2 separate regions of the Homo sapiens genome follow, and region 1 is linked to region 2. Evidence: chromatin contacts called from ENCODE Hi-C or POLR2A ChIA-PET data. All regions are on one chromosome and are shown on one strand. Each heading gives the region's core, a stretch centred on a gene start or an enhancer-like site at or near the end of the contact. The rest is flanking DNA. Distances are from core to core; before and after follow the strand shown. Region 1 has its middle 62 kb from the start of TLR5. Region 2 overlaps LOC105372932 (a long non-coding RNA gene).

Evidence for each region. A loop is a pair of places that touch in the nucleus more often than their neighbours do. ChIA-PET counts read pairs that join two places held with the same protein, here RNA polymerase II (POLR2A). Pooled maps may share reads with other maps.
Region 1: a loop to region 2 is called in a pooled map, with 2.8 times the contacts of the local background. The contact joins two enhancer-like sites. A Hi-C loop is called at or near these places in 1 of 168 maps with a recorded cell type or tissue (IMR-90) and 1 of 50 pooled maps. POLR2A ChIA-PET finds 5 or more read pairs at or near these places in 1 of 52 experiments (T-cell).

Annotation. Positions count from the first base shown.
Region 1 is chr1:223,078,214-223,084,739 of GRCh38, forward strand. No RefSeq gene overlaps it. Among named protein-coding and RNA genes, the nearest start is that of TLR5, 62 kb to the right of the region's middle. RefSeq lists an enhancer at 400-913. Within about 2 kb of position 3,143, at least 25 of the 41 ENCODE cell types and tissues checked have a DNase peak (open chromatin) inside an H3K27ac peak, as active enhancers do.
Region 2 is chr1:221,432,569-221,439,688 of GRCh38, forward strand. All of the region lies in intron 3 of LOC105372932 (a long non-coding RNA gene), which reads left to right. Among named protein-coding and RNA genes, the nearest start is that of LINC02817, 100 kb to the left of the region's middle. Within about 2 kb of position 4,105, at least 2 of the 41 ENCODE cell types and tissues checked have a DNase peak (open chromatin) inside an H3K27ac peak, as active enhancers do.

The sequences.
Region 1 (6,526 bases), core at 1,893-4,392, 1.6 Mb after region 2:
TGGGCTGCCTGCTCTGCCTTGCCAGGCTCTGCCTGCCTTCCTGGTGCCACATGGGGCTGGGTGTGGGGAGCAGGGGAAGGAGAGCCACGTTCCCCTCCTGTCCCAGAGACTCTTAGAGAGATGAGGTAATGTCTGTAGCTGCCCTGGGGAGGGGATGGGACATGCACAGTGAGGCGACCATCCGACTCTCACTCCATGCTGCATAGGGACCCTGCACTCTGGGTTTCAATGCATTCCGTTACCCTCGTTTCCTCCTCCGGAAGCCGCCACAACATGCTAATCCTTCAGCAGAGCTGCAAGGGACAGAGAGGGAATGGAATCAATATTTATGAGGCCTTCAGGCCCGGCATGGTGGCTCACACCTGTAATTCAGGTGTGGCTCACACTTTGGGAGGCTGAGGGTGGATCGCCTGAGGTTGAGAGTTTGAGACCAGGCTGGCCAACACAGCGAAACCTTCTCTCTATTAAAAATACAAAAATTATCTGGGCGTGGTGGCAGGTGCCTGTAATCCCAGCTACTTGGGAGGCTGAGGCAGGAGAATTGCTTGAACCTGGGATGTGGAGGTTGCAGTGAGCCGAGATGGCGCCACTGCACTCCAGCCTGGGCAACAGAGCAAGACTGTCTCAAAAAAAAAAAAAAAATTATGAGGCCCTCAGGAAACCTGGGGGTCCATCCATCAACGCCAATCTGTGACCTCGTTCAGATGTTTCTCCAGCTCTGGCTGCTGGAACGTTTATTCCTCCATCAGGGCTTGGGCCATTCCAGGCTGGGGAGAAGAGGCCAGAGGGAGGAGGGAGGCCCCCAGCCAGGTTCCGGCTTGGGCAGTGCAGCCAGCAGAGGGGCTTAGGAGCAGCAGGCAGTGGAGTCCTGAGCAGAAGCAGGAGGGTTGCAGGGCTGTGCTGGCACCAGCCGTGGTACAACTGGGGCATGGATGATGACTGAAGATGGTCAGGTAGAGGAGAGTTGAAGCTTCTACCCTACATGTGTGCTCACTGTTCAGGAGACTCATCAGCGCTGCTTTACAGTGTGGTCGCTGGCTTTTCCCAAGAGAAAGAGGAAACTGCCAGGACTGCTAAAGGCTGGGCCCAGGACTGCTGCTCCTTCTATGGCTCGACACAGGGGGAAGGGGGACAGCCTCGCTTCTTGCTGGGGCTGATCACAGGGGAAGAGGGGTCCAAGGCCACCATTGGAGACCACGCATTCTACGTGAGGGCCACGGGTCCCCCTGTGTCTGCCTTTCCACGTGGGGAGGGGTACATAGCAGCTGTGAACCTCTCATCTGCTGCCCCAGGCTTTTGGATCCTGTCAATGCACAGACTCTGACAGACTCAAACATCTGCCTTCCAGCCTCGGCCATGTACTCTGGTGACTTCCCCAGAATGAGTGTGGCAGGTCGCCTTGATCCAAGTAGCTGCCAACTCACCCTTGCCCTCTTAAACAGCCCCTTTGTGGACAGTGGTCAGTGACAGAGACATGGGTGACCTGCTGAGTGGGAGGGGAAGGCTCCTCTCTGGAGGTTCAGAGGTGGAATTCAGACCCGCAGGCCAAAGTCTCAGAAGGCAGATTTTACGCCCACGCAGGAGTGAATAATAAACTCTTTAATACTGGAGTGGTCTGATTTCCAAAAGGGGGTGCCCTGTCCCTAGAAGTGTTCACACAGAGGCCGGATCATCCCTGCCGGGAGAATGAGAATGAATTCCTACACTCGTGGAGAGGCTGGACTCTTTAAACTTCCAAGATTCCTCACGCTTTTAATCATCCTTCATTCTAATTATCCAGACCCTATTTGGTGACAATTATCATTTGCAAGTCCCAGCAATCCTCATTTTGGGGGCCAATCCCTAGTTGCTTGTGTAAGTAAGCATTGTTGAGAAAAGGGTCCAACAGCTGGAATCCAGGAAGGCCCTACCTACCTAGGCACCATGTTAATGCCCAGCTAGTCAGTTGGGTCCAAGCGGCTTTGAGTATTTCTATTTTAATATAACTGCATGAAATTCGCGCACCCGGGAAAGAGCTCGTGCGGGGTCACTGAGCACCTTCTTTTCTTGGCCCTGAGGTTGGGCTGGGGGTGGAAAGGACCCTCAGCTCAGAGCCCTCCGTGAGGCCCCCAGCATCTACTGCATCACAGATTGGACTGTCCCCAGCCACAGGACAGGGCTCAGGCCTCCCAGTTCTCCAAGAAGCGCATTCCCTGGGGTTGGCCCACAGGACCGGGCTTCTCCGTTCACCTTTTCTCTTGGATTCGTGCACCACCTTGGCTGTACTGAGAAGCAGTAGTGTGAGCAACCAGGTTTGAAGGCCACAGGCTCTGACCCCAATGCCCACCCTGTGCTGCTCCGGAGGAACTCTCTGGGGTCTCCTGCCCCTCAGGCTCCAATGCCGGCCCCAGCCTCACTCTGCCAGGGCCATGGATCCTGCCCTCACAGCCCTGGGGGGGAAGGACCAGTGCCCAGGCAAAGCTCCATGCCTGGCTCACACAGGCCCACAGGAGAGGGAGGAAAAGTCTCCCTCATGAGTAGCCAGGGTCAGGGTCCAATGAGGGCCCTTAACATGTAAAAGATGTAGCTTGAGCTCAATCAGCTTTAACCTTGTCTTTCCATTACCTCATAAAGTAGCATGGAACTCTTGACAAAAGTAGCAAAGCTCTGAGGAGATGTGCGCTTACTGGCTTTCTAGCATATTCCAAAGTTCTCTCTGCCTCCAGGTGTGTTGCTGCTGCAGGGCTGCAGGTAGGCATGGGCCGGGCTGCAACTTGGGGCTCTTCTGAGGACCTGGGACTCTCCCCGGGAAGGGCGGCCGTGCAGCTGTTTCTAGATCAGCGAGGATTTCACCACAGGACTCCCATTCTGTGATCGTGCTTCCAGGCTGACCTGTGGCACGTGTGTGCAGGGTGTCGTGCATGTGTATTGTGCGTGTGGTGGGTGTCCACTGTGTAGTGTGTGTACACATAGTATGTGTGGTGTGTGTATACTGTGGTTTCTCCCCTGAGGCCGGCGCCTCCGGGTGTGGTGTTGGCGCTGTGTCTAGGGTTTCTAGAAGGGGAGGAATGAGGGAAAGAGGCCCCTCCGGGCACTGGGACAGGCTCAAGGGGAACAGCCCCGAGCTGGGTGTTGGCTGAGTGTGAATTCCAGCAGCCAGGCTCACAGACCCGTGTCACCTCTGACGTCAAGTGGCAGGGACACGCTAAAAGCCTTTGAGTCTATTGATTGAGAAGGCTCCAGAAGGTTTTGGAGCGCTGGAAGAAGGCCAGGCCTGGAATTTACGCGTCGGCCTCTTGGTGTCTCCTCCCGCTGAAGGGAGTAAATCCAGGCAGGTCTGGGGCTGCCGGGCGGGCACCTGGGGCGGAGGAGCCTCGAGGCTGTGGTCCTGCAGCACCACCTGGGGGCGGCGAGAAGAGTAGCCGCAGAGGCTCGGGAGGACGCGCCCTCGGGTCCAGCCGCAGCCAGCACACCGGGAGGTGGTCAGGGGTCATCTCTTCTGCGCCGGCCCCAAAGTAGACTGTCCAGTTCCCTGGGAGATACTGCGAAATCTGCTTCATGTTTCCATTCGTAGACAGGAAAAAAAAAAGCCCGCCCCAAAAGCCTGAGCTTCCATTAGGATTACCTTGCCTGGGGTCCCAGAGTGACCATAAAACACCATTTCCCACCCTCCCTGCCCCATTGGTTTGTCAGAATACTGCTTCCACTAAGAGGTACCATCGTTTAAGATTCTTAGAATATTCTACCTAAAAGGCCTGAATATTCTCATATTCATGTGTGGCCTTAGAATGAATATCCAGCCTGAAAGGAGATGGTGAAGTATGCCTGCCTCATAGGGAAACTGAGGCTCAGCAAGGCTCCGTGGAAGAGGGGAAACCTTACCCTCTGAGTGCTCCATAATGGAGTCTATGGAATAAACTGACAGCAGGCGGATTAGCAGGAGGAAGGGTGACCACATTTATTATGCACATGGATGCATCATGGGAAAGAAAAGTGAATATCTCCAAACCAATGAGAGACCTAGAAGCTTATGCGCCTGACTCACCGCGGAGGCAGGAGAGGGGATGGAGGTGCCATGGGGAGAATGAATGATTTGGGGAAAGATGAATGGGCCCTTGGGAGAATATGGGTAGCCTATGACAAAGTTGGCCTGGGCATGGCATCAACCTTCAGTCCCCTCTGCTGTGATGCGAGTCTCCCCTGGCTCATGAATTTCCTGGGGAGGGGGATTCATGATAATTGAGGTCCCTTTGGAGGGTCCGTCTTTAGGCAGACAAAGGCAGCTCAGAGCAAGCCTCCGCCTGCATCCTGTGCTGCCCAGTGCCTTCGGTTCAAGGTAGCTGGCATACCGTGTTTGGGTGGCACTTCCCGAACTCCTTCAGCCCAGTCCCTTGACTTTAAGCCCAGTGCTCTTTCCACTGCTGTCCACGGTGTGTGGCCCTCCCCCCGTGCAGGTGTGTGACTGGGCACCCGCAGAGGGACACCAGGCCACAGGGAAAACAGAGAGAGGCAGACCCAGATAATGCCAAGATGTGCACAGAGCTGAGTGCTGTAGAAGGAGCTGCAGGCATGGGATGGAGGGTGTGACACCAAGTGGTACCACCCACAGGACACATCTGCTGCGAAGATACTCAGACTGAAGTCTGGGTCCCAGAGAAATGACTCTTTATAGCACCTGGAAAGGCTACCCTGCTGCCTGCAGTCTCTGTGGAACAAAGAAGAAATGAATATTGCAATGCATGTCACACGTAAATTCAGCATCTAGCCCTGTTTGTACTTGACCTGGCCTGGCCACCTTGTTACCTTATGCTCCTCATCACAAACTCCTCCCCAGAGCCAGGCTGCTGGCCTCCCTGAATATCCTGCTTTCGCGCCTTTGCTTTTGCTGCTTCCCCTTCCCGGAGCACCTGCCATGCCCCCCTCACACCTTAGCATGTGAGTCGAAGCTTCCTGTACACAGCCAGGGGCTCCTGGAGGGGTGTGTTAGCTTCCTACAGCAGCTGTAACAAAGTCTTACAGACCGGGAGGCTTACACAGCAGAAACCTGTGGCCTCACAATTCTGGAGGCTGCAAGTCCGAGATCTAGATGTTGGCAGGTTGATTCGTTTTGTGGGCTGTGAGGGAGAATCTGTTGCAGGCCCCTCTGCTTGGCTGGTAGTCGACCATCTTCATGTGTCTTCATGCATCATTCTGTGTGTGTGGCTGTCTCCACGTTTCTCTTTTTTATAAGGACACTATTCATTTTGGATGAGTAATGGCCTCATTTTAACTTGATTACCTTTCTAAAGCCTTATCTTCAAATGAGGTGCTATTCTAAGGAACATGGGACGTCAGCAAATGACTTTTGTAGTAGACACAATTCCACCCACAATACCTGGTTCTGGCCTGGCCAGCCACTGCTGAACCGATGGAATGCTAAAGGGAATGGGATTTCGAAGTGAAAGATGGCTTGGAAGTTTGGAGAACATGAGGAGGAGGTCTCGGGGGTGTTGGGGGTGGATGAGCCCATTGCTGTGGGAGCAGAGAGGTCAGAGCATGTAGTGGAAAGGGGTTTGGGGTAAGCTTTTGCTGTTTCGGTTGTGAGAAAAACTTTCTTCCATCTCCTTGGGAAAGCGTTAGCAAGGAGTACATTACTAATCCTTAGACTGGAGTGAGATATGTGTTGGGTCAGGGGCAACGTGAGGACGTCCGGCACTACGGAAGGGCCAGGGGGAGCCCCAGTGGATCTAAATCTTTCTTACCCTTCCAGGACTAACTCACGTCCTTCTTCCTGGCACGTCTGAGCTTGCGTTATTCTGGCAGAAAACAAACTAAATTACAGTAAATATATCACACACATTATTTCCAGCGCCACTTCATTAGCCGGTGCTGTTTTGTAGGGCTAATTAACTGTGGCGCGTATGTTTGTCTTCTCCAGTTGATGCTGGTGCACGTGTATAGTCTGAGGTTTGTTTTTCCCCAGCCTCACCCCCATGGTGCCTAATACACCACATCGTGCACAGCAGGCGCTTGGAGCACGCCTGTAAACTGAAGGCTGCTTGGGATGCCCATCACGTTCCCTTATGCCAGCCTTAGCACAGCGTCGGGGTCGCCCACACCCAAGGCTCCCCCTGTACCTGTGGAAGGGCTAGAATGGAGACAAAAGGCGTGCCCCATACATTGTACTTCCTCAGTTTTGGAGAGGCTCACCCTAAGGTCCTCTGCAGATATTCCCGTTCTCAACAACGTTGGCCACACCCCTGGAGGCTTTGGAAGTTACTAGAAGGGCCCGAGTTTGACAAGGCCTTCTGCTGCTCTCTCTGACCTTAGGCCCTCAGGAAAGAAGGCGGAGGCATTTGGCACTGTAGTGGATGGAAACCAGGCTGCTCCGAGTGGCTGTTTTCTTTCGACGCCAAAGAAATGGAATTTGCCTGAGAGTCTCAGAGCGTCTCTTCCCACTTAATAAATTCTGTTTGAAATGGATGATAATGGCTTCAGGGACAATGTGTTCGAGATGGATTGTAACGGGAGATTAGGGAACAACAGGTTCACAACCCCCAGACCTGAC
Region 2 (7,120 bases), core at 2,855-5,354:
TTATTCTACGCTTTGTCTGCAAGCATATAATTACATGCTGTATGATTTTTCATGGTATTCTTTATTTTTTCCTAAAATGCCTTCTACCACCTCATGGCTATCAAAAAACTAGTTAAACACTATGGACAAGCTTAAATATCCACTTATGGGTGATTGTCAGGATCAACCCTCTGAACTGCTGAAATTGTGTTCACATTATTATAATTCAATAATTCGATATTTTTAATGAGTTGAGGGACCCATTTGCTATCACATTAGATAAGGAGCCCCTTGATGGTAAGACCCATATCTGTTAATTTACATGCCCATTATTGAATGCTGGCTGACATTCAATAAATATTTAGTGAATTAATAAACAAATGACCACCTTAAGTGGAAAATAGCAAGATGAATGTAAAGGTTTATAGTCAGCAAACTAGTCAGAGCTCAGCAAATAAATGAAAGAATACAAAGAACTTCCTTGACCTTGAAGTTATCTTTCAGACTTTAAAGGGGCCCTTTCCACTTAAGCAGGCTTGTTATTTTCACAGTTTTATGAAGCAATATGAACCTGTTGGATTTCTTTTCAAAGCATAGTAACTAGACCAGTATTGACATCCTTAAAAAAAAAAACAAATTTTTCTCCACCATTTTATCTTGCCTAATGAAAAACCCATTCATTTAGCCTTTTGGCAATTGTTATAACATGCACTCTGGGATTTTTAAGAATAGTTTTCAAAGGAAACAGAGAGGTGGTTCCTCTCCATTTCATTCTAGCCACAGTTAACCTAAGCATTTAGAAGTTTTCCTTCCAGATTTCTACTGCTTTTATTTCTTTTCCTATGTTCATTCATCACCATAGATGCTATGGTAGGAGAGAAAGCGGTTTCAGTTGCAGAACTTGCTTCCTGTTAATACTTCCATTACAGAACATTTTGGAAACAGATGCAATGACTTAAATATAATAATAAAAGTAAAATAATTATATCCAGACAACTAAAGCCAAGTGAAAATAATTTTGCAAAGTGAATTTTTATTTTCCTCTTCATATAATAGATACATTGATATCAGTCCTTACCTCTCTGCTCACATCCATTAGTTTAATAAATAATATTGGAGATATAATTTGCATGGTAATTTTATGTAAACATGTAGATCACTATGTTTCACCTCCATTGCAAAAACATGACTTATTATTTCATGTATTGTAGTGACGATGCTCTCTAAACATAACAATTTTATATTGAAAGCACATTACATGACATAAAACAGAAATTTGTTTTATTTCACAAATGCCTGCAGCGTAACATATTTCCACGTTATTCAATAGGATCCAGAAGTGTATTTAGGAGATGGCTCACAAAATTCTTTTCACTGGCTTAATAGCTTTTTGAGAGAGGAGACTGGTTCCTAATCATTTTTATTCTATTCACAGCATGAAGTTCACAGTGAGTAATAAAAAGTTTGATCAAATTAATGAACAAATGAACGTATTGTAAAAAATAGTGTTAAAAACACAAAATTGCCAGGCGTGGTGGCTCACGCCTGTAATCCCAGCACTTTGGGAGGCCAAGGCGGGCAAATCACGAGGTCAGAGATCGAGACCATCCTATCCTGGCTAACATGGTGAAACCCCGTCTCTACTAAAAATACAAAAATTAGCTGGGCATGGTGGCGGACGCCTGTAGTCCCAGCTACTCGGGAGGCTGAGGCAGGAGGATGGCGTGAACCCGGGAGGTGGAGCTTGCAGTGAGCCAAGATCGCGCCACTGCACTCCAGCCTGGGCGACAGAGCAAGACTCTGTCTCAAAAAAAAAAAAAAAAAAAAAAGAAAAAAGAAAAGAAAAAACAAAAAACACAAAATTTGGGAACAAACTGAGCTTTAGTAAGCATTGTCTATAAATATTTGAGGGAACAGAAATGAGAAGCCAACATTGGTGAGAGCACCACCCAATAAAGAGCTTGATAGATATAGTCACCGGAGAAACTTATTTTAATGTTTCAAAGGTATCAAAACAATAAATGAAACCAAATAAAACTTAAAAATAACAACCAAAAGGAAAGTCTTCAGTCTCCACGCAGTGCTTTGATGTAATATATTTATGTTTTCTTCCTCCTCAGGCCTCACTAAAATAGTTGCATAGGATGGTACAGTTCTTTCTCTTAAAGTACTTCTGTACTAGGTAATTTTTTTAAGTCTCTTCTATATATAATTTATTTAAAGATATAAAGGGCCTCTAGGGCTCTCAGGGACCTCCATGTTTTGGCAAGGAAGAGAATGAAAACAGAAGGTTCCTAAAATTATGGAAACTATTTTTTGGGTAACTTAAAGCAAAACAAAACAAATGAACAACAAACAAAAGTAGAGAGATATAAAAGATATCCCTGAAACTGTTTAATCTGGTGACCTTTCTTTACAGACCAAAAGAGCACTTCTTTTCTAAGATTGACATAAATGCATAAATTGTGCATCCTAAACCTTACTGGAGTTATCTAATTCTACTATAATGTCACTTCCAATTATGGGACAAAAAAAGTCAAATCTTATTCTTGCACTTCCTGGTAGAGATATTTTTCACCTGTATCAGGGCCTAGAATTGAAACTGGAAAATAAGCTACAATAGAAACTGAACTATGAAATTGAACTACAGAGTACAGAAGCCAGCTCAGAATACAATTCGTCTGTTTTTACCAAAAACCATGTTCCTGGGAACATACACCTGTTTGCATGCTAAGAATCTTGAAATTTAAAAAAAAAGCATGATAAAATTTAGGAAGAGGACAATTTTTTTTTCACCATTCCCCAAATCTATTGGCCATTTACTCCCCCAATTAGTTTTTCCAAACAACTTTAGAAGATCAACACAAGGTTCAATTGATTATCCTACTTAGATAAGGAATTGTAAATTATTAAGTTTGGCTTTGAGACTTCACTTTACATTTGCACATTTATACTTACATATATACCCATATCTAAAAAATTGCTTTCATTTTTAAAATAATCCCACAGTCAAGTAGTACACCATCATCCAAGCAAGACTGCTTGTGTGAAGATAGACACCTGGTGGTCAATATGTAGAACTGCAGCTCAGGAAAGACCTAGATTTCTTTGAGGTTGTCTCTTGTTTTTTCCCCATTTCCCACTGCTTTCTGGGTACAGATTGCTGTTGATGGTGGACATACTGCAGCTGTGTGTGAGTGAGTCTCAAGTTCAAGTCAAGAGATTTCCAGAACAGTTACATCAACTCCATGAAAGCTTCAGGTCACAAGTTTTCTGAATTATTTGGAGAGCCAACCAATGTAGCATGCTAAGAATTTTTAAAAGTTACTAAAATCTCTTAAGCAAGAAGTTGAACAGGAGCCTCAGTGTTTGGGAGTAAGGGTTAATCTCCACCTACAAATTTCTGCATTTCCTCTGTCAGGATAATAAGCTTCTGTTTCCTTTGGGGAAGAAAAAAGAAGTGTCGATTCCTTTGTCACCACAAAAGCAAGCATTTTGAGCTTTTAAATATGGCCCTGCCCCTGAACCGACCCTGCCTCGTGTCTAAGTGCTTTTCTCCAAATTGAACCTCACAAGACAAAAATACATAACTTAAAGAAATGGCAAGCTAAAATCTCTCTATTTTTTTGTTACTCCTGGCTATTAATTTTATTCTCTTCAATTTTTAAGTCTTGAGATAAGCTTCTGGAAGCAGATACAGAATAGTTTCTAACTTTCTCAGAGTACACTTGGTTTTAGACAGGGAGTGGAATCATAGCATGGGTTCTCACTCTACTTGCATCGGTAAAGGAGGAGGAAAGACATGCATCAGAAGGACAAATGTGTGAGTTGGCTCTATGTCTGATGAAGTGACACACTACAGTGCCGGAGATGCCCTGATTTCCCATTAAGCTACTACAGAGAAAGGCATAGCTTAGTCGCATGGGCTGAATTCCTTATGGTACAATTATAGGCACAGTCACACCTGAAATGACCAGACATCGTGGTCAGAATGCCCTTTGCTTAACTTCTATTGGGCCTTTGCTCTGTGCCAGCCACTGTGCACAGGCTGCCCCAAATCATGCCACAAGCCCTGTCTTTCTTCTTGTTTCCAGTTGGCCCAGATGGACACACAGCATCCCAGTCCTGGCAAGCAGAGGGCTGGGGTGTCCTTGCTTGGGTCTAACCCTGGCCTCCCATCCTGTTTCTAACCGATGTGTGTACTCATATACATACATCATCATGTGAAAGTCAAGGCCTTCTCCAATATTTAGAGGCTGACTGGTCAGTAGTTTTATCACCAGAAAGAAGAATGGGAAAAGATATCAAGAAACCTCCTTTGTCATGAGAGAAACATATTAATTTGGATTGAATAATGTAGTAAATATAGTGACCCCTCTTTCCATCCTCAGTCAAATTAATGTGAACTTCTGGCCAGGTTTGGGGACACTGGAAGAAGACTTCCTCGTTGCGACTATGAGAACTATCATATCACAAGAACCATTTAAATGTCAGATGCACAATCCTCTTTCTGAAACCCTTGTGAACAAATCCACTATTCAGAATTCAGAATTTTCAGACGGTAGATATGTAACACAGTCTATACATTGAATATTGTGGAATACTCTGATCAGGGACTGGAGTAGGACCCCTAATTCAACACATGAAGAGTTCTATTACTGAATGTGTGGTGGTCACATCAGTAGGGATAAAATAAACAAAAGTAGTCTCGCATTGGTTCAGATCAGGCATTATCATCATATGATTCTAGCACACATGAAAAAACACTTGCTTATCAGACTATTTTTGAATATTTGATGGTGGATAGCAGACTGCGGTTCTGCCTGTGTGTGATGCAAGAGACATTCCCAGGCATGCAGCCCTGTCCAGAAGGCTCCTACAACTCTCCAAAATCAATAGGGCAAACTACACCACCAAGAAGGAAATCTATTATCAAGTAGCCCATTTTCTTTGTTCATCAAAAGGCAATGTATTCATCATAAAACTGTAAAACTTTTAGAAGAAAACATAGAAAAATATCTTCATTATCTGGGATTAGGAAAGGAATTTTAAATGATGCAAAAGCATGATACAAAAAAGAAAAAATGAAATTTTATCAAAATCAAAAACTTTTGCTCTGCTAAATCACTTCCAAGAGAATAAAAAGACAAGCCACAGACTAAAAGAAAATATTTTCAAATCTCCTATCTAACAGAGAACTTTATATCCAGATTACATAACAAACTCTCAAAACTCAACAATAAGAAATCAAATAACCCAATTAAAAATGAACAAAGAGATTGAACAGATGCTTCACCAAAGAAGACACAGGAGACTCCCCCACCATCGCCTCCTTAACCACAGGGGATACATTTCAAGACCCCCAGTGGATGCTTGAAACTGTGGATCGTACTGAACCCTAAATAACTACTCATAATAAAACAATTATAATAATTTACTATAATAAAAGTTATGTGAATGTGGTCTCTCCCTCATCTCATACTGCACTCACTCTTCTTCTTGTGATGATGTGAGATGATAAAATGACTATGCGATGGATGTGGTGACAGTAATCTGATAAGTGAGATGCCTACTCAGTGACTAACAGGCAAGTAGCCTATACAGCATGAATACACTGGACAGAGGGGATTCATGTCCCACGGAGCAGGGCTGCGCAAGATTTCATCACACTGCTCAGAACAGTGTGCAGTTTAAAACTTACGAATTGTTTGTTTCTGGAATTTTCTATTTAATATTTTCAGGACACAGTTGACTGCTGGTAACTGAAACTGCAAAAAGAAAAACCTTGGATAAGAGGGGACTGCTGTATAAAGTACGAGAAAAGATGTTTAATACCACAAGCCATTAAGGTAATGTGAATTTAAACAACAGTGAGCTACAACCACACACCTATCAGAATGTCCAAAATAAGGGCAGGCGTGGTGGCTCACACCTGTAATCCCAGCACTTTGGGAGGCCGAGGCAGGTGGATCAGCTGATGTCAGGAGTTCAAAACCAGCCTGGCCAAGAAGGTGAAACCCTATCTCTACTAAAAATAGAAAAAGAAAAAAAAATAGCTGGGCGTGGTGGCGCACGCCTGTAATCCCAGCTACTCTGGAGGCTAAGGCAGGAGAATTGCTTGAACGCGGGAGGCAGAGGTTGCAGTGAGCCAAGATCGCACCACTGCACTCCAGCCTGGGCAACAGAGAGACTCCGTCAAAAAAAAAGAATGTCCAAAATAAATACTGACAACACAGAGTGTTGACAAGGATGCTGAGTAAGTAGAATTCACATACATGATGGCTGGAATTGGAAAATGCTACAGCAACTCTGGATAATAGCTTGGCAGTTTCCTTATAAAGTGAAACATACATCTACGCTATAACTCCACAAGGCCGATCCTGAGTATTTACCCCAGGAAAATGAAAATGTATGTTCACATGAAACTGATAAACAAAACTTCAGAGTAGCTTTTTTTTTTTTTTTTTTTTTTTTTTTACACAGTAGCTTCAAACTGAAAATAACTTGAATGTCCCTCAATGAGTGAAAGGGTAAATAAACTGTGATACCACATATGATGGAACACTATTCAGTCATAAAAAAGAACAACTTAGATAACTCTGTGCTGAGTAAGAGATGCCAGTTTCAAAAGACAAAAGCACAATGGTGGAGAAGAGATTAGTGATTGCCAGGGATTATGGTGGAGGGAGGGGTGAATATAAAGGGACAGCATGGGGAAGCTTTGGGGGGTTATGGCACTGTTTCGTATCCTCTTTGTGGTGGTTACACAAATCTATACATATGTGGAAATCCATAGAGCTGTACATCAAAGAAAAAAGTCAACTTTACTATAGGATAATTTGGAAAATAATTTTTTTAAAGGCCAATGCATTCCTATTTGACTTTTCTATTCACAGTTTGTTGTCAATCTCTTCTTTACTGAACTGATGACATCCTGTTTTCACTAACACTGCTTGCCTGGCGGGGAGATATGAGGCATGTGTGAGGCATTGCAGATACAAAGATGAGTCAGGCAGAGGCTCATGCACAGGGCTCACCACCTGGGCAAGGAAATGAGACAGGGAAGTGAAGAGACGTCAACAATTTATGCTACAGAAATTCAAGGGGTGAGAAATCCCTGATCACTATGGGAAGTGTAAGC